Regions from separate parts of the Homo sapiens genome. Here region 1 is linked to region 2. Evidence: read pairs that join two places in POLR2A ChIA-PET (ENCODE). Cell type or tissue: Panc1. All regions are shown on one strand. Each heading gives the region's core, and the rest is flanking DNA. Links, peaks and the distances in the headings are about the cores only.

Region 1 (10,341 bases), core at 1,616-9,615, 370 kb before region 2:
TTAGAGGCCCGTCAGGCAGGAGAATGCTCTCCTACTTGGGGGAGGGTCTGCTTTTTGTGCTATTCAGATTTTTGACTGAATAGAACCCCCACATTATGGATGGCAATTTACTTTCCTCAGTGTACTGATTTATTTATTTAATTTAATTCAATTTTGAGATGGAGTCTCGCTCTGTTGCTCAGGCTGGTGTTCAGTGGCACGATCTTGGCTCACTGCAACCTCTGCCTCCCAGGTTCAAGTGATTCTCCATCCTTGGCCTCCCGAGTAGCTGGGACTATAGGCGTGCACCACCACACCTGACTAATTTTTGTATTTTTAGTAGAGATGGGGTTTCACCATGTTGGCCAGGCTGGTCTTAACTTCTGACCTCAGGTGATCCACCCTCCTAGGCCTCCCAAAATGCTAGGATTACAGGTGTGAGCCACCACGCCTGGCCTCAGTGTACTGATTTAAATGTTAATCTCATCCAAAATATCCTTACAGAAACACCCAAATATCTGGGCACGCTGTGGCCCTGTCAGGTTGACACAATGATATGGTTTGTCTGTGTCCCCACCCAAATCTCATCTTGAATTGTAGTTCCCATAATCCCCACATGTTGTGGGAGGGACCTGGTGGGAGGTAATTGAAGCATGGGGGCGGTTACTTCCATGCTGCTCTCGTGATAGTGAGTTCTCACGAGAGCTGATGGTTTTATAAGGGGCTTTCCCCCCTCACTTTGCTCCGCACTTCTCCTTGCTGCCACCGTGTGAGGAAGGATATGTTTGCTTCTCCTTCTGCCATGATTATAAACTTCTTGAGGCCTCCCAGCCCTGCGGAACTGTGAGTCAATTAAACCTCTTTCCTTTATAAATCACCCAGTCTCAGGTATTTCTTCATAGCAGCATGAGAATGGACTAATACACACATAATATTAATCATCACACTCTACCAACTGAATTAACTGTTATTTCCGTGACTGGCCTACTTATATCTAGGTGCATAATAACCATTGTTATTTTAAGATATATACACGCAATTCTACTTTAGCAAGCGTTTGAAAAGTTATTGTGTATCTTATGAACACAACATAGGGAATAAAGGGGAAAATAGGGTTTTATCTTTGAGAAATTTGTCATCTAGGTATAATCCTGTGATTAAACTACTCACTGAAACACCTCGAAGAGAATTCAAAGGCAAGGCAATGATTTAGGTCAACTCAGTATATAGATTCTAAGGGGTCTTAAAGCGGGGCAGTAAGAAATCCTCAGGAAAAACTTCAGGTACGTTTTGAGGCTACATTAAAAAATAAACCCCATAGCAAGTGACTTGATGGGGACCAGGAGGTGGGAATTCCCGTCAGACATGAGCAATATCTGTAGAGATGTCCAAAGCATAGTGTGGAGGTCTGGTTGATGGAACAGGTGGTGCTGTCTTGGAGGGAGAAGCTGCTGAGAAACAGGTAAGGTGGGCCATGAGCCAGCAACATGGGAATTCAATGTAGTTGCAGAGAGGTTTTAAATTGAGAGGTGGCTTCTCACAGTAGAGAACTGACATTCACTGAGGACTTCTAATTGAACTAAAGGGAAGAGCAGCTGTGTCCAATAAACAGCATTCTTACTGCAATAGTTTTTCTTTTAAAGCTCTGAGAGCTGTTCCTCCTTATAATGTTAGCCTATGTCTGTCTTTGAAAACTATACATTTTTTTCCTGAGGGTAATTGAGAATCTGCTATATATAAAGGTAATCATTTTAACCTTAAAATGTTTATATCATTATGCCTCACGTTGTCTATAGTAACATGCTTAATTCCCTTTCCTATGTCAGTGGCTCCAAATTGCTTCAAGAATACCTCTGGGGGTGGGGAAGAATCCTCCTGTTTCACAAGTTGGGCTTCTATCTAAAACAGGGCTTCTATCAAAAAGCAAAAATTGGACCAGCTTTAACATTATTTAGTCTGAAATTTAGATTTGATTATTATTTAGTTCATGGTTTAGTCTAGAAGACAGTGTACCTTAAAAAGAACAATTTATTTCATTATTTCACGTAAGTCAACATAAAACATTGTTTGAAGAAAGGGATTCCTGATTTTTAAAAATGACCACAGGTTAAAATTAATAGTTATAGAGAAAATAAAAACCAGCTTAATAAAGCTCAGAAAATTTGTGCATGCATGTGTTGAGGGGTGAGGAGAGAGGGAAGGAGAGAAAACTGATAGAGATATTTGATTTACCAGAGCATTTGGCTAGATAATCTTATCTATTATATCTATAAAACACGAAAGGAAACACAGCTGTACATTTTTACAAGTGGTATATACTCAGAAAGGCCCAAACTAGCCATCAAGTTCAAGGGGTTAGAGGGAAAACCTAAGAAGTTAATGTTTTAATTTTTCTGATTTCTTTTTTTTTTTTGAGACAGTCTTGCTCTGTTGCTCAGGCTGGAGTGCAATGGCACAATCTCAGCTCACTGTAACCTCTGCCTCCCAGGTTCAAGTGATTCTCCTGCCTCAGCCTCCCAAGTAGCTGGGACTATAGGCACGCACCACCATACCTGGCTAATTTTTGTATTTTTTTTTTTTTAAGTAGAGATGGGGTTTCACAATATTGGCCAAGCTGGTCTCGAACTCCTGACCTTGTGATCCGCCTGCCTCGACCTCCCAAAGTGCTGGGATTACAGGCATGAGCCACAGTGCCCAATCAATTTTTCTGATTTCTATCAGCAATATGTTCAAAAAGCAAAACTTGGACCAGCTTTAACATTATTTAGTCTGAAATTTAGTTTTGATTATTATTTAGTTGATGGTTTAATCTAGAAGACACTGTATCTTAAAAAGAATAATTTATTTCTTTATTTTACATAAGTCAGTTACTCCTTTGGGAGCCTGCAAAATAAGGTTGCGATGTGTTAACAGAGACCCTAGGTTGGAAACTCCTAACTTTCTAGCCAAATCTCACTATCTTTTTGTTCCTATAATTTAAAATGTTATTTTAATGACTAGAAATCCATTTCAGATACTCTGGCTGATTGTATTTTTTTTTTTCCAGACAGAGTTCTCACTCTGTCGCCAGGCTGGAGTGCAGTGACGATCTTGGCTCACTGCACCATCCACCTCCTGGGTTCAAGCAATTCTCCTGCCTCAGCTTCCTGAGTAGCTGGGACTACAGGTGTGCGCCACCATGCCGAGCTAATTTTTGTATTTTTAGTAGAGACGGGTTTCCACCACGTTGGTCAGGATGGTCTTGATTTCTTGACCTCGTGATCCGCCTGCCTTGGCCTCCCAAAGTGCTGGGATTGCAGGTGTGAGCCACCACCCCAGCCAGCTGATAGTATTTCTAACCCCTCTTCTCTCCCAAAAACTTTATGTAGTCAGTGGTTGTCATCGGATGGTTTTGCCCCCTAGAAAATATTTGGCGTCTGGGGGCATTTTTGCTCGTTACAGTCAAGGGAGTTGATATGGTTTGGCTCTTTCCCCCCACTGCCCCAAATCTCATCTGGAACTGTAATCCCTATGTGCCGAGGGAGGGACCTAGTGGGAGGTGATGGATCATGATTGCTGTTCTCATGATAGTGAGTTCTCATGAGATCCAGTGGTTTAAAAGTGTTTGGCAATTCCTGCCTCGCTCACTCTCTCTGTTACCACCATGTAAGACGTGCCTTTCTTCCCCTTTGGCTTTCACCGTGATTGTAAGTTTCCTGAGGCTTCTGCAGCCATACAGGGCTGTGAGTCAATTAAACCTCTTTTGTTTATAAGTTACCCAGTCTCCGGTAGTATCTTTATAGCAGTGTGAGAATGGACTAATACAGGAGTGCTACTGGGATCTAGTGGGAAGAGGCAGGGAAGCTGCTAAATAGCCTACAATGTACAGAAGAGCCCCCGACAAAGAATTATCCAGCTGAGTTCTAAGGATGGGAAATTCTGGTCTAAATAGATCTATCAGGTCCCATTTTGTATTAGGTGTCTGATTGGTTGTCCATTTTTCAATGCATTCTTTGCTGTAAAAAAAAAAAAACAAAAGGCAGCATCTGTGATCTCAGCAGAAAAAAAAAATTGCATGCAAGTATTTAGCCTACTTTCAAATTATAAATGTCATGCTTCTTTTAAATAGTCTTAAAATAAATCATTCCTGGGATTGCAAGTAACATTAACAGAGGCCTTCTTTCCCCCAAGAGAGAAAATCCTGATTAAGGAATTTCTAAGTAGTGAGAATAGCAGATTCATGAATTCCACATTAAAAGGCACTTTGGTGCTTAATACATTTCCTCTACTGAACTTTAGTATGGGATTGTTGACAATTCTCATCTGATACTCAGTAAAAAATGATCACTCTAATTATTTGAAAAGTGGAGAGCAGTTTATGTAAAACTCCCCCACCTGCTCTTAGTATCACCAGTGTAAATGATAATAACCCACCCATAAACCTCGTTCTTACTGGATTCAAGGAGAAACTTTGTGTTTTGGCCTCCAAGTGGCAGCAACAGCCTCCCTGAAGGCAGCAAATTGAGTGTCAGAGTGTCAGTGGGTGCTCAATGACATCTGACCTGGATGAATTGCTTCCCTAACTCTCAGTATGTCAGAGGGAAACCTGCACCCCCATGTTTATTGCAGCACTATTCACAATAGCCATAATATGGAATCAACCTAAGTGTCCGTCAGTGGATACACAGATAAGGAAGATGTGGTACCTATCCACAATAGAATAGCACTCAGCCATAGAAAAGAATGCAGTCCTGTCATTTGCAGCAACACGGATGGAACTGCAGGTCATTATGTTAAGCCAGGCATAGAAAGGCAAGCATTACATGTTTTCACTCGTGTAGGAGCTAAAAAATGTTAATTGCATAGTGTAGAGAGTAGAATGATTATTACCAGAGGCTGGGAAGGGTGTGTGTGGGGTGGGTGATGGGAGAGATGGGAATGAAGAAAGGTTGGTTAATGGGTACAAACATACAGTTAGATAGAAGGAATAAGTTCTAGCAGTCTATAGTACAATAGAGTGACTATAGTTAACAACAATATATTGCATATTTCAAAATAACTAGAAGACTTGGAATGTTCCCAGTACAAATAAATCATAAATGTTTGAGGTGATAGCTATCCTGATTACCCTGATTTGATCATTATGCATTGTACACATACCTCAAAATACACATGTACCCCATAAACATGTACAAATTATGTATCAATAAAATTTTTTAAAGTTTCCTTTATTGTAGCAATGATCAGCATTTTCTCCCGGTCCACCTGGGATGCTCCAACTGATAAAAGCTCATGAACATAAGCGAAGGGGGTGAGATTTTCATCTCTGAGCATTTGCAGTAAGAGCATGCTTAAGAAATTAAAAGTTACATTTCTTACAAGTAAAGAGAAGGGATGTCCAAAACAGCCCACTGAGAGCTGTTTGCTTAACTTCAAGTTCGCTTGACCTTGTTTTGACATCATCTGTGTGCTCTTATCTGCCTCATGATGATAATTTTTTCATCAGCTCCTGCAAAATATTCTGACTACAATGAAAGCTGACCTATCTTGTTTTGTTCAAATGGATTGGGAAACAAAACCATTAGGAAATCTCGGGGATAGAAATGAAGCCGAAATGGATTAACATTTGTTTTTAATTCATGAGTTCTATCGGTCTGGGTCACTGTGTATCAACTGGAAATGCAGGCTACATTTATTTAATCCCAAAGGTAGTTTAAACGTGTTTATATGTATATTCTGTGATTCACAGAGCTGTTTCTGAGCTTTTACAGTGTGCTTTGAAGTTTCAGTGCTTGAGAGGTGATAAAACAAGGTGACACCCAGCTTTAAGAGGAGGTACAGTATGTACAGTAGGCCTCTTGTCCCTTTCAAACTGTGCTGGGTTGGAACGTGACCTCACTGCTATCAGCCTCAGTACCATAAAAGAATGAATGTCCAGAGATCATCACTGGGTCCTTTGATAAAGAGGGCTGATTTAGAATAAAGAAATCCCAGTCAGCCTGAGTAATCATGTAATCAGAGAAACCACATGGGCAAGGAGAGGGAATTCTTAGCTACTGGCATGAGAGGCAAAGTCCACTCGGGTGACAACACAACCTTTCCTAGACCCTCAAATATGGAAGTGCAGCAAGTGACCCATAAAAGTGGAACCTAACACTAGGTCCATTTTATAATTAGCTTGCTCTTACTCAGGTACCAGTCACACAGCTTATGTTTCATGCTCTGCCTTCTCCTTCCTGTGGCTTGACTGTTAGCCAGCTTGGAGCTTAATGCCTTCAGAAACATGGTGGTTTTCCTGGAGAGATGATAGAATGTTCTGCCCCTGTGACAATTAAAAAGGAAGGGGCCAGGCACGGTGGTTGACGCCTATAATCTCAGCACTTTGGGAAGCGGAGGCGGGTGGATTGCCTGAGGTCAGGAGTTCGAGACCAGTCCGCCCAACATGGTGAAACTTCACCTGTAATCCCAGCTACTCGGGAGGTTGAGGCAGGAGAATTGCTTGAACCTGGGAGAAGGAAGTTGCAGTGAGCCGAGATCGTGCCATTGTACTCCAGCCTGGGTGACAAGAGCAAAACTGTCTCCAAAAAAAAAAAAAAAAAAGGTGATAAGTACACCTTTGTTCTTTAATCTCTATTGCTACATAAAAGAATACTTTCATATGTATCTGTATTTATTCATTTAGAGACAGAGTCTCGCTCTGTTGCCCAGGCTGAAGTGCAGTGGTGCAATCTTGGCTCACTGCAACCTCTGCCTCCCTGGTTCAAGGGATTCCCCTACCTCAACCTCCCGAGTAGCTGGGACTACAGGTGCGTGCCACCACGCCCAGCTAATTTTTTTGTATTTTTAGTGGACATGGGGTTTCACTATGTTGGCCAGGCTGGTCTTGAACTCCTGACCTCAAGTGATCTGCCCACCTTGGCCTTTCAAAGTGCTGGGATTACAGGTGTAAGCCACTGCACCCAACCTTTACTTTTCATATTTAATCCTGTCTCTGCTTGACTGAAGACCAGTGGCTTTCTGGAATTTTTACTCAATTCTCAGACCACTTATTGATGAACGGAAGCTCAGTGGGCCAGAAGTCACCACTTGCTTTTCCCTTCCTGGACCTCAGTCTGAGTGTGGGAGCTTATCCCAGAGAGGCTTGATTTTGATGCTACATTCTCACATAAATTCATCAGTCAGAGAAATTCTGGTAAATTCTTAGAGCCGGAGGAGTCTGGGGGATTGTCGTTGTTTTACATTTGAAGAAGTTCAGGACAAATAAGAGTAGTTGTCTAAAGTCACAAGGACATTGAATGAATGAGTCAAGATTTGCTTGAGGTGTTTTGGGTCCCAGTGTATCAGTCTTTTTACCACACTGCCTGAACAAAATTATGTAGTCTCATGTTTGGGCAATGCAAAAAAACATCATAGTGAAACAAATATTCACAGTGAATTATATTCAGGTGCCCAGAAGTCTCAGCTACAAAATATAAATTTATTTTAGCATGGTTTCCATGAACATATATCTTCAATAGGCTTTTCTGAAACTAGACCCCTAATTGTGTCACCGAGATGGGCGGGCTGTTCCCCATCAGCGCACCATGGCTCATTGGCTGCTTGTGGGAAGTGTCCTGAAGGTCCAGAGGTTGACACCGCCTGCCTTCTGTTAACTCACGGCTGGTCATGTTACCCTACTTCTGGCTATAACCTCCTCCCTTCCATGCTGCGATTCTCCACAAGATCTCAGGGATTTGAGAAACCAATACAACATACTTTTGTTTTCTTCCAAATTGAGAATGAGTTTGAGATGTCTTTTATTCTGCATTATTTGTTTCTAAGTGCAATATTGAGGTTTACCCCCTTATAAGCAATTAAATAGCATCTCTCAGGCTAAGAGATGACTCCAGGATATTTTAAAGCAAGAACTACTGGCTGGGCACGGTGGCTCACGACTGTGATTCCAGCACTTTGGGAGGCCGAGGTGGGTGGATCACTTGAGGCCAGGAGTTTAAGACCAGCCTGGCCAATTTGATGAAACCCTGTCTCTACTAAAAATACAAAATAATTAAAGAACCACTGCTCATGTGATTTAAGCCCATGGGGATTCTTAACTGGGCCTGTTATGAGTTTTACAAAGAGTTTATCATTTCATGAAGCTTCTACCGTAAGTCTCCTTCTATAGGTCAGGTCTGAAGGAGGGAGTCCCCTAGCAGGGAAGATTCGTAGTCAGTAATGAGACTTAGTCGTCAGGGTACTCTGCCGACCTTTGTGGAAAATGCGGAAGGGGGAGGCTGGAACAATAGGCCTGCTGCTCTGCATCTCTGTTGTGTTACGTGGGATGGAAAATGAACTTCAAAGCCTAACATGTTTCAAAACCCGAATCAAGCTGAGCCTCCTCCTGTCAGCCCACTGAGAGGCTGTTACCACAAGCAGATGCAGCTGATGCTTTATTATTTTGCAGGGAAGGGGTGGAGGGATCCTATTATTTTGCTTCCAAAGTGTAAAGCGTTCTTTTATGGTTGTGTCATCCTCACAAAAGGCCACATATTTGTATGATTCCATGTATATGAAGTGTCCCAAATAGGCAAATCCACAGGGACAGAAAGCAGACTCATGGGTGAGAGGGGACGGCGGAAGGGGTAGGGAGTGACTTCTATCGGGTAGGGCTTCTTTTTGGGGTCATATGGAACATCCTGAATTAGATAGTGGTGGGGTTGCACAATATAGAAAATATGCAAAAAACAATGAGCTGTTTACTTTTAGATGGTGAATTTCATGCTTTGTGAATTATATCTCTAAAAAATTAATATATAGTTGTGCCATCTTAAGATGAGAACGGGTGAAAAGTGACGGCTCTGCAATGCTCTGGATGACAATCGTGGCAGCTCGTGTTTATTGTGTACCAATCACTGTTCTAAGAGCCTGACCTGTGCTCACCCATTTAACCCTCACAGCAGCCCCTGAGGTGGATACTATCACTACTCCCATTTTACAGATGAGGGGACCAAGGCACAGAACAGTCCTGTGACTCATTCAATGCAACACAGCAGGAGCATGGCAGAGTCAGGCGCCTCACCTGGCAGTCTGGCTCCCAGGTCTGCCTCTGGCCTGCAGCGCAGCACCCCTTCTGGATTCCAGCAAGGTCACTGCAGGCAGGATACTGAAAAGACCATCAGAGAGTTCACATGAATGTGGGAGCTTAAGGTGACCCAGTCTTGAGTGTTGGCATGGGCTTCGTCTGCAGCAAAGGTCATTTGCACAAACAGATTAGCCCACCTAACTGTTGTGCCATCACAGTGGCTGACGTCAATGTCAATTCACCCTATTTGTTCAGAGCTGGGGCACACAGGTGTTTCTCACTGCAGATTGGTCTGTACCCATAAGCCTCTACCTCTCCAGGAGAACTTCCAGTGGGTGGGAGGGACAAACAAGCTTGGCACTCACTTCTGATGCAATATTGGCAGCTGTCTCAATGCATGCTGACCTTAAAGGTTATTATGAGCACAAAATACCATCCAATTTAGGTCCTCTGTAAGAAATAGACTAAAGCAATTTTGCAAATTGTTTTATGCTTTAAAATCAGACATCTGATCTCTGGGTGCAAGAAAAATGAGTCACTTTGAAGATCTTTAAAATGACCTTCACTTTAAGTCAATAATGCATAGAAATAATGCTCTAGCTACTTTCTATTTTGTTGAATACTTCAAAATATATAACGTCCAGTCTTCTAATTTATCCTTAGATTTCCCTTCTTCTTTCTTTCCTCCCTCCCCCCTCCCCCCCAACAAGTGAAACATAGGTACATGCTTGGCACCTGGTGCTCTAAGCCATGTGAACTGAGAGGTGAGATAGGGTACTGGGTAAGAAGAGTACAAGGACTAGCACAAACCCATTGCATGGGTTTGAAGCCCTGTGTGGCTACTCATCACCCGTATACCCTTGGGCAGGTTTATTTAGACTCTCCTTGCTTCCATTAGAAAGTGGAAGTGTGGGCTGGGGGCGGTGGCTCATGCCTGCTGTAATCCCAGCACTTTGGGAGGCCGAGGCAGGTGGATCACTTGAGGTCAGGAGTTCAAGACCAGCCTGGCTAACATGGTGAAACCCTATCTGTACTAAAAATACAAAAATTGGCCGGGCATGGTGGTGTACACCTGTAATCCCAGCTACTTGGGAGGCTGAGGCAGGAGAATTGCTTGAACCTGAAGGTGGAGGTTGCAGTGAGCCGAGATCACACTATTGCCTTCCAGCCTAGGCAACAGAGAGAGAGACTCCATCTCAAAAAAAAAAAAAAAAAAAAAAAGAGGTGTAAAATGGTGACAATCACAACACCTACCTCAGAGTGTCGTTGTGAAGTTTAAATGGCCCAGCAAGTACAAAACACTTAAGGTGGGCATTAAGGCC
Region 2 (10,341 bases), core at 1,616-9,615:
CCATAGTTCATAACATACATCACGATAAATACCAAATGGATAAAAAATTTAAATGGAAAAAATAAAATCAAATAAATATTTAAGAAAATATAGATACATTTTATTATAGAACTACAGTTGGGAAGATCTATCTACCTATCATTCCACTTTCAAAACCTAAAGAGAAAATAATGATTAAATCAAATGCATAAAAAGAAAAACCTTAAACATGGCAAACAACAACAACAAAAACACAAACACAGACAAAATCCAAAGACAAAAGAAAAACTAGTCAAAACATTGCAATTTGTAAACAAACGCTGATCTCCTAAGTACCTAATAGCTCCCAGAAATCAAGATTTTTAAAACCTACAGTAATAGGAATGGGGAAAGGACATGACACAAAAGTTCACAAATGGCCCTTAAAGGTATGACAATATTCTGTTTTACTCATGATAAGAAATCAGGCTGGCATGGTGGCTCACCCCTATAATCCCAGCACTTTGGGAGGCTGAGGTGGGCGGATCATTTGAGGCCGGGAGTTCGAGACCAGACAGGCCAGCATGGTGAAACCCCATCTCTACTAAAAATACAAAAATTAGCTGGCCATGGTGGCACACATACAAGGCCTGTAATCTCAGCTACTGGGGAGGCTGAGGCATGAGAATCATTTGAACCTGGGAGGTTGAGTTTGCAGTGAGCCAAGACAGTGCCACTGCACTCCAGCCTGGGCAACAGAGAGAGACCCTGTCTCAAAAAAAAAAAAAAGAAAAAAAGAAAAAAGAAAAAAGAAAAAAAAAGAAATCAAATATTAAAACCACACTAAGAAAACACTTGTCATCTGCTGGATTGGCAAAATCCAGAAGTGTGATACACTTCCTTGGGCAAGGCTGTGTAGGAACAGGTACCCTCAAACATTTATTGGTGGGGGAATAAAATGCTACAACGTTCCAGGAAGAGAGACTGGCAATAGCTATCAACATTACAGATGCATTTACCCTTTAATCCCCCAACATCATGTCTCAGTATCTAGCCATTAGTTACACCTGTACACATAAAAAATAGCACATGAAAAAGGATGCTTCTGGCAGCATTGTTTGCAATAAAAGAGACTGAAAACTACTCAAGAGTCCAACAACTAGGAGACTGGTTGCATAAAATCTAATACATTCAGGTATTAGAATAATCTGCAGCTGTCAAAAAGAGTGAGAAGGATGTCACATATGGACATGGAGAAAGCTCTATGATATATTAAGTGAAAAGAAAGGCAAGGTGTGGAACAGAAAAACCATATCTTTTGTATAAGAGAGAAATAGAAGAATATTCATATGTGTATAACAAAATAGTGTAAAGATAAACAGAAACTCAAATAATAATGTAGAGTGGGCAAAGGAGGAATTTGGTGGATAGAACAGAGAAGGGCAAAATGTCCCAGTGTACCTTCTTAGACAGATTTTTATTTTTATTATTTTTTTTTAGAGTCTTGCTCTGTTGCCCAGACTAGAGTGCAGTGGCATGATTTCAGCTCACTGCAACCTCCACCTCCAGGGTTCAAACGACTCTCCTGTCTCAGCCTCCCGAGTAGCTTAGACTATAGGTGCATGCCACCACAGCCAGCTAATTTTTGTATTTTTAGTAGAGATGGGGTTTCATTATGTTGGCCAGGCTGGTCTTGAACTCATGACCTTAAGTGATCCTCCTGCCTCGGCCTCCCAAAGTGCTGAGATTACAGGCGTGAGCCACCACGCCCGGCCTTAGAGAGTTTTGATTTTTCTTTTTTTCTTTTTTTTTTTAAGACAGAGTCTTACTCTGTTACCCAGGTTGGAGTACAGTGGTGCAATCTCAGCCCACTGCAACCTCCACTTCCTGGGTTCAAGTGATTCTCTTGCCTCAGCCTACTGTGTAGCTGGGATTACAGGTGTGCACCACCATGCCACCATGCCACCATGCCCAGCTAATTTTTGTATTTTTAGTAGCAGAGACAGGGTTTTCCCATGTTAATCAGGCTGGTCTCCAACTCCTGACCTCAGGTGATCTGTCCACCTTGGCCTCCCAAAGTGTTGGGATTACAGGCGTGAGCCACTGCACCTGGCCAGTTTTGAGTTTTGAGCCATGTTCAAAAAATTTTTTTGAAGGGAAAATAAGATATGGGAAATTTTCCAAGAATGTTGTTATTTAGTAAAATAACGCATGGCTTCTGTCTTGCTAGTTGTGGTCTTGGGGGTGGTCACATGTGGGAGAGACTTATCTGGCCAGGAAGACGGGGCAGAGTATAGGGCGTCAGTGCTCACAGAGGCGGCAGCCAGGCCTTAAGCCATCCAGAACGGTCAGGACATTAGCACAGTTTATCTTGGCCCCACGCACGGCCTGATTCCACTCATTGTCTTGGCTCCCTGTGGTAGCTAGCAGGTCATGGGGCTGCCTTGGGAAAAAAAAGTAATGGGCTATCCAGGCAGGTTCCACTCCCCGTAATCTGTCCCTGAGGAAGGTCCCGAGAAACATTAGCAAGACTTTTCTTTGAAATGCCTTTCTATAATTACTTTTTCTGTCTCAGGAAGACAGTTTCATTGCACCTAATCTAAATTTAGGTTTCCTGATTCCATTCCATTCCTCATGGAAACAGTTTGGACGATCCAAATAACGACCGCCTTCACTGATGTTTTAAGGAGGTGAAATTCATACATGATTCCCCTCACCAGAGCTTAAGCTAGCTAAGGGTGAACAGCCTCGAGTGTTTCCCCTGGTAGCCCTGGGGAAACTGGAGCTGTGGACTTGTTCACACTGTTGCTCAAGTTTCCTGACCTTCTGGGGCAATGAGACAAAAAAAAAAAAAAATGACTAGTTCTAGCATTGTCCTTTTAGCTTTGCCTCTAGCATCCTTTAAAAGACCATATTCTCCACAATTCACAGAAATGGAGGACAGCATTAATGTTGACAAAAAGTACAGGTAACTGTCCCAGGGCCCCGACAGATGCCCCTAGGGCCAGATGAAAGTGCTATCTGCCTTAATTCAAACTGTGCAGCGGGGAGATCAAAGACTGAAGGACAGTCACCCCACATTCTGTCCTCTCAGGAATATGCAGCAAACAGTAATGAAAATATATGCCTAACCCAGGTGTATAAGATCCCTCTGCCTTCCAGCTGGCGTGTCCTCTAACTCCTTGCTACTGAAAGCATGGTCTATACATAGACCCTAGGATCAGCCGCACCAGGGAGCTTGTTAAAAATGCAGAGTGTCAGGCCCTACCCCAGATATGCTGAACCAGAATCTGCATTTTAACAAGATCCCCAGGTGACTCACAATCACATTCAAGTTCACAGAAAGCTGCTCTGACCTGTGGGTGCAGGCAGAATGTTACGTCATTCTGGTCTGTGCTCTTCCTTTTACCTGCCCTTCTCTCACGATTGAAACATCTTCCAGGTACGGAGTCTTAGTCCACCCTATAGGTGCATGGGAACCACGGAAGCAAAGGGGTGGGAAGAATCTCCCTTTCCTGGCCATCCTCTCCTCTCCATGTCCACAAAGCAAAACCACCAGTCAGCAGCTCAAAGCAACTATCCCTATTTTGGAAACTGGGGACACGTTTAGGAGCACTTCCTAAACTAGGAGAGGGTAAGTTAAAGCTCTCACCCATTTGAACTCTACCCATCTCAAGATTCCTCTTCTACAGTTCCATCCACCTCCCAGGCATGGGGGCGGCCTTCCTCCCCCCACTCAAAAAGAGCTCTGACGTCTCACTCTTCCTACCATCCTCCCTTCACCCTTGCAATGAGCCATATCTGTGAATTTCTTTCTCAAGTTCTAGGTTTCAGTTAGGCAGGGACTGGTGCTGGTGACTCTAGGGCCCCTTGTTGGTGGTGGAGATGGCACTTCCTGATCTGATTTGCTGCTCAACTTTCGCACCAGTGTGAGTTGCAGATGGATGAGTTCTTCTAACTGGGGGACTTATTAAAATAGTTTCTCATGGAGAGGCAGTTCAGTGTAGTGGATAGAGCAGAGTATGGAGCCAGAATCCTTGAATCAAATCCCAAATCGACCTACAATAGCACCAGGTAGGCACTGGATAAGTATCTGCTATCCTTATATAGGTGCAAATAATGTCTGGAAATATTTCAGAATGCTGCAGGCTTGTGAATTGAAAGAGCAATTTGAAGTGATTATCTGAGAGCTTCATACAGGCTCACTGCAGGGAAAAGTAACATTTATGCTTAGGAGCCCCAAGACCATTTGCAATAGGTAGAGAGGAATCAATGTTTCTTGTTGCTTCTTCCTCAAACTTCATCTCCTGACTTCACAGGTAGGCTTATCACTCCCAGCTTGAATTGCTTATGGACATTGTTTCCCGTTGCTTCTATTCTGTTGTTTTACTTGTCTATCCCAGTGCTCTTTTCCTATTGCAGAAGTTTGTCTAGTGGGCACCTTTACTAACCTCCTTCTTAAAAATGATGTTGGAATACAGAAGTTAACATGAAATAATTTCCACATAATTGTATAACTATAAGGAGTAGAACTCAGGAATCAGAGGAGCTATATACAGATAGACAGGGAATTTCTTTTTTTAAAGGTACACTAATTGTAATACGATCTTTTTTTAATTCAGGAGTACTTAGAATAGATTTCAGCAAATTTGGATCTTTGAGAACAATACTCCTCAAGTTACTAGGTCTTCTGTGTGGTGAGTCAGCCCAGGGGTGACATCCTGCACTGTGTAATTGCTGGCATGGCTTTGGGAACCATTGCCAGGCTGGTTAACTTAGTTTAGGTATTAAGAAGATATGAATTCTAGTTTGACTTGTGCCAAAGCATACAGAAAAGAATAAAAGAAGGTGTTTTTTAAATTTATTTTTGTTTTATTTTATTTTTTACAGAGCCTTGCTTTGTCACCCAGGCTGCTGGAGTACAGTGGCACTATCTCTGCTCACTGCAACCTCCGGCTCCTGGGTTCAAGCGATTCTCCTGTATCAACCTCCTGAGTAGCTGAGATTATAAGCGTGCATCAGCATACCTGGCTAATTTTTGTATTTTTAGTAGAGACAGGGTTTCACCATGTTGGCCAGGCTGGTCTCGAACTCCTGGCCTCAAGTGATCCGCCTGCCTCAGCCTCCCAAATTGCTGGGATTACAGGCGTGAGCCACTATGCCCGGCTGGAAGGAGCTCTTTACTGTCACATCGGTTGCAATTTTTGTGTGGGTTTAGAGCATTTCTAGATTTTCTATGAAATTTGGAAAGTTATTTTTACTTTCTTTAAAATGGTAGAGATGTCTAATGAAGTGAATCTAAAGAAATAGAGAAAAGGACCGTTTGCACAATATAACTATAAAAATTCCAATTTGAAGAAACCAAAAGATCATCTACTACAACAATTTGTAAAATGTTGGCATCCCTTCAGTAGTATCCTTGTTAGAGATTGCTTTATCATATAGCGGGGAAATATACAGCTGTAGGAACCAAATAGACCAGGGTTTAAATATCAGTCCCATCACTTCCTGGCTATTTTAGCTAAGTCAAATTGCTTAATTTCTACTAGCCTCAGTTTTCTTATCAACGAAATGGTGCATAAAAGCTACCCTGTATGTGGCTGGTAAAAATTAAATGAGATTTTATATATATATAAAGCACTTAGCACTATGCCTATGTATACTATAAAAAATGTCATACACACCGGGCACAGTGGTCATGCCTGTAATCCTACCTACTACTTTGGGAGGCTGAGGCAGGAGGATCACTTGAGGCCAGGAGTTCAAGGCCAGCCTGGGCAATATGGTAAGACCCTGTCTCTACAAAAAATTTAAAATTTAGCCAGGCATGGTGGCCCCTGCCTATGGTGTCAGCTGCTCAGGCGGCTGTGGCAAGAGGATCGCTTGAGCTCGGAGGTTGAGGCTGCAATGAGCTGTGATTGCACCACTGCACTCCAGCCTGGGTGACAAAGTGAGACCCTGTCTCAAAAAAAAAAAAAAAAAAACAAATCATACAAAGCACTTAATAAAACTTAAAAGCAAAACCATACAAAACTCTCTGTTCTGTGAGCTTTTTAACTTGCCTACCTACTTTGAAGTGTTGTCATTAGGGATAGAATTATATATTTAAAGCACCTATCACATGGTAGAGACTCATTAAGTTAGAAGGGCCATTATTATTTCTTTCAGATGATCATTCTACATCATTCATTCATTCACCAAATATTTAGGTGGAATTGACTGTGTGCCAGTGGTTTGAGGGAACTCAATGAGTGAGACACTTGTGTTCCTTGTTCAAGTCTGGAGGTGATTGGCTTGAGGTGGTTTGAGTGTGACAGGCAGAGAGAAGCAGAAGTTTGGGGCTAAGTGACAGGTAGGTGTTGGTGCCATTGACTAATCTAGGGCAGGTTGGAGGAAAATAAGACTTTGGGGCAGAAGAGGATGAAGAAGAAATCAAGGGTTCTATTTTTCCTGTGTTAAGTTCAAGATGCTCATGAAACATTCAAGTGGAAGGTCATGGAGGTAGTTGAATATATAAGGCAAGAGAGATTTGACTGGAGAAAACAATGGTTTCATTATGACATATACATGGCATTTAAAGCAACAGAGCTTGATGAGGTGCTGAAGAAAAAGTGTGTAAAAGAGAAGAGAGGTCCAAACTGAAATCTGAGGAGCCTCAACATTCAGAACTCAACTGGGCGCTGTGGCTCAAGCCTGTAATCCCAGCACTTTGGGAGGACGAGGCAGGCAGAACACCTGAGGTGAGAAGTTTGAGACCAGCCTGGCCAACATGGCCAAACCTTGTCTCTACTGAAAATATAAAAATTAGCCAGGCATGGTGGCGAGCGCCTGTAATCCCACCTACTCTGGAGGCTGAGGCAGAAGAATCTCTTGAACCTGGAAGGCGGAGGTTGCAGTGAGCCGAGATCACACCACTGCCCTCCAGCCTGGGCGACAGAACAAGACTCCGTGTCAGAAAAAAAAAAAGAAAAGAAAAGAAAAAGAAAAAGAAAAGAACTCGGTGGAGCACAAGTAGCTGAGTAATGCCCCAGAAGCCGGCATCATTGTTGGACAGCTCAGATGTTCAGGATGTTTCATTTTGAGCCTACCTCATTGGAATTTCAAAATATTGGCCTCTTTGGAGCAATACAGAGCAAGTCTGTTCCTTCAAGTAGATGAAAAGCTCCCTGCATGTCTTCCATTGGACTTCTCCCCTTTAGCTTAAAAATATCCACAGTCCTGAAACATGGCTCAGAAGCAGATATTACCCAAACCCTACTCTTAAAGCTCGGCCAGCCAGCCACATGCAGGACCCTGAAGCAAATAAGAGGGTAAGTACAAGGAAAACAGATGAATCACTTTGAAAACCCACTGCTGTTGTCTGAATGAAGCATGACTGTGGCTACAACAAACAGCAGTTGTATAAAGCAAGGTCTTTCAGAGAAAACCGTAAGACAAAGAGAGCACATTCTACAGTCAGTTGTGCTTCAAGCAGTATCTTTAAAATTATGGAGTAGGAAGGCATGTGCTAGTGATGTCAAAGCAACTGCAAACCAGCAGGACTTCAACTAGAATTTAGTCAGATGTTCATGTTTCCTCCTGGAGTTCATTATTCCAGATAATTCATTTGTCTTTGCTCAATTTTTGTTTTTTGTTTTTGTTTTTGTTTTAAAAGACAGGGTCTCAGGCCAGGCGTGATGGCTCATGGCTGTAATACCAGCACTTTGGGAGGCTGAGGCAGGCAGGTCATTTGAGGTAGGGAGTTTCAGACCAGCCCAGCCAACATGGTGAAACCCCATTTCTACTAAAAATACAAAAATTAGCCGGGCGTGGTGGTGAGCACCTGTAATCCCAGCTATTCAGGAGGCTGAGGCAGGAGAATCGCTTGAATCCAGGAGGTGGAGGTTGCAGTGCGCCAAGATCGCACCACTGCACTCCAGCCTGGGTGACAGAGTGAGATTCCGTCTCAAAAAAACAAAAAAAAGACAGGGTCTCACTTTGTCACCCAGGCTGGAGTGCAGTGGCTTTTTTTTTGTTTTTAGACGGAGTTTCGCTCTTGTCACTCAGGCTGGAGTGCAATGGCACGAACTTGGCTCACTGCAACCTCTGACTCTCGGGTTCAAACAATTCTCCTGCCTCAGCCTCCCAAGTAGCTGGGATTACAGATGCCCACCAGCTTATTAAGCACACACAGCTTATTTTTGTAGGGATGGAGTTTAATCATTTTGGCCAGGCTGGTCTCGAATTCCTGACCTCAGGTGATCCATCTGCCTCGGCCTCCTAAAGTGCTGGGATTACAGGCATGAGCCACTGCTCCCAGCCTAGTGCAGTGGCTTGATCATAGCTCACTGATGCCTCGACCTCCTAGGCTCAAGCAGTCCTCCCACCTCAGTCTCCTAAGTAGCTGGGACTCAAGGTGCATGCCACCACGTCCAGCTCAGTTTGGTTTTGATTTCCATTTCACAACTCTGATATAGTGCGTTTGTTACTCAGCTATGTAACTTTATATTTGAATATCCATTAATTGACTTTGACATCACCCCAAGCTTTGCCCTCCACTCTTAATTTAGGATCCAATATTTACCTACTACTTTAGTTCTTACCTAGGTTTTGGTCCTGCTGTATCCTGACATATCTAGGGAAAGCCACATGCAAAAACGAATACTGCAGGTAAACACTCCAGCCATTATCCAAAGGTCATATTTTACAGATGTGCTCTGTGTGGAACTGGAAATTGATCTGCATTCATTTTTCAGACACCTCTGCATATATAACAGTGTTGGTACCTAGTAATTTCCCGAGCAAGAGACAGCTGATAATCAAAGTGTTTGGACTGCTCCTGCCTGACAGAACTGTGAGATATGGTCTCCACATCTAGGTACTAAGTATCTGACCAGATAGATTGTTGAGGTAGTTCTACTCAGGGTACTATGATGCAGGTCTGGAATTTACTTCTCTTTGTGATGTTAACCATCACCCAACCATGGGACCACTGGTGTGAGTCTTTCCACCTTTCTAAGGTTCACTCCCTCATTAGCATCTCATCCTAAGGACACCTTCTACCTCCTTGTCCTCTAAGCAATGCTTTTCAAACCCTACAGACCAGTGCCTGCATCAGAATAATGAGGAAGGGCTTTTGGAATACTATGCAGCCATGTCCCTCTGCAGGGACATGGATGAAGCTGGAAACCGTCATTCTCAGCAAACTAACATAAGAACAGAAAACCAAACACCACATGTCCTCACTCATAAGTGGGAGTTGAACAATGAGAATACATGGACACGGGGTAGGGGCATCACACACTGAAGCCTGTCGGCGGGTTGGGGGCTGGGGGAGGGAAGACATTAGGAGAAATAACTAATGTAGATGACAGGGTTGATGGCTGCAGCAAACCACCATGGCACGTGCATACCTATGTAACAAACCTGCACGTTCTGCACATGTACCCCAGAACTTAAAGACTTAAAGTATATATATATATATATACACATATATATATACATATATATGTATATATACATCTATACATATATATGTATATATATACATATAGTATATATAGTATATATATACACATATAGTATATATATAGTATATATATACACATATAGTATATATATAGTATATATATACACATATAGTATATATATAGTATATATATATACATATAGTATATATATAGTATATATATATACATATAGTATATATATAGTATATATATATACATATAGTATATATATGATATGAATATTATATTCTTCAGGAGATTTTGATTCAATAGGCCTCAGATGAGGCTAAAACCCTACCTTTTCTAATGTTCCTTGTATGATTCTGATGAGTAACCAGGTTGGGAATCACACTTACAGAAAGTCCAAGTCAGGAACAGGAGGTTATGACTTCCTGGGCCACTTCTTCTCTCTGGTCTCACTCTATCTGGTTAGCTTCATCCAGTAAGCCCTTTGGTCAGTTTGTTCCCATTCTGACCATTATGATTCCTCATAATGGTTCTGTTCTAATTCTCCTGACTTAATGGACTCATTGGTCATTCCAGATGCTCTGATCCTAATAATCCTTTTGATACTCTGTTCTAATTTACTAAGAAGAGTCACCAATTTTGTTTCTGTGGTTTGGTATGAAATAAGGTGGCAGAAACAGCACTCTCCAAATATCCATGCACTCCTGACATTTTTCAGCAGCCCACATTACTAATTCTGGCTGAGGGATTGGGAGCAGAAGAGACACGTGTCATCTCTGAGTTGAGGCTGTTAAGAGCTGGTGCAACTTTCCATTCTTCTCTTCCCCTCTAGCAGTGACCTGAGAAGCTACGTATTGACACGGCGCTACCACGGGTGGAGGAGCCTGCATTGCTGAATCACAGGATGAAGGCGAATCCCTGCCAGCCT

What was found. Peaks named below come from ENCODE experiments on the same cell type or tissue, not always from the same donor. Only the 100,000 strongest peaks of a DNase experiment are listed, where the experiment ranks them.
Region 1: POLR2A ChIA-PET joins it to region 2 with 14 read pairs; 3 of 35 experiments call an interaction of 5 or more read pairs at or near these places.

Annotation. Positions count from the first base shown.
Region 1 is chr6:134,849,011-134,859,351 of GRCh38, reverse strand. The region is part of intron 2 of LOC101928277 (a long non-coding RNA gene); the gene reads left to right. Among named protein-coding and RNA genes, the nearest start is that of ALDH8A1, 96 kb to the left of the region's middle. RefSeq lists an enhancer at 8,009-8,542. In Panc1, for the core only: CTCF peaks have their summits at 4,241 and 4,446; a DNase peak (open chromatin) is centred at 5,941.
Region 2 is chr6:134,475,130-134,485,470 of GRCh38, reverse strand. CT69 (cancer/testis associated transcript 69) reads left to right here and starts at 6,574. Exons shown (of 5, transcript NR_125852.1): 1 at 6,574-7,268; 2 at 10,246-10,341. All of the region lies in intron 2 of LINC01010 (long intergenic non-protein coding RNA 1010), which reads right to left. In Panc1, for the core only: no CTCF peak of the experiment used is centred there; no DNase peak of the experiment used is centred there.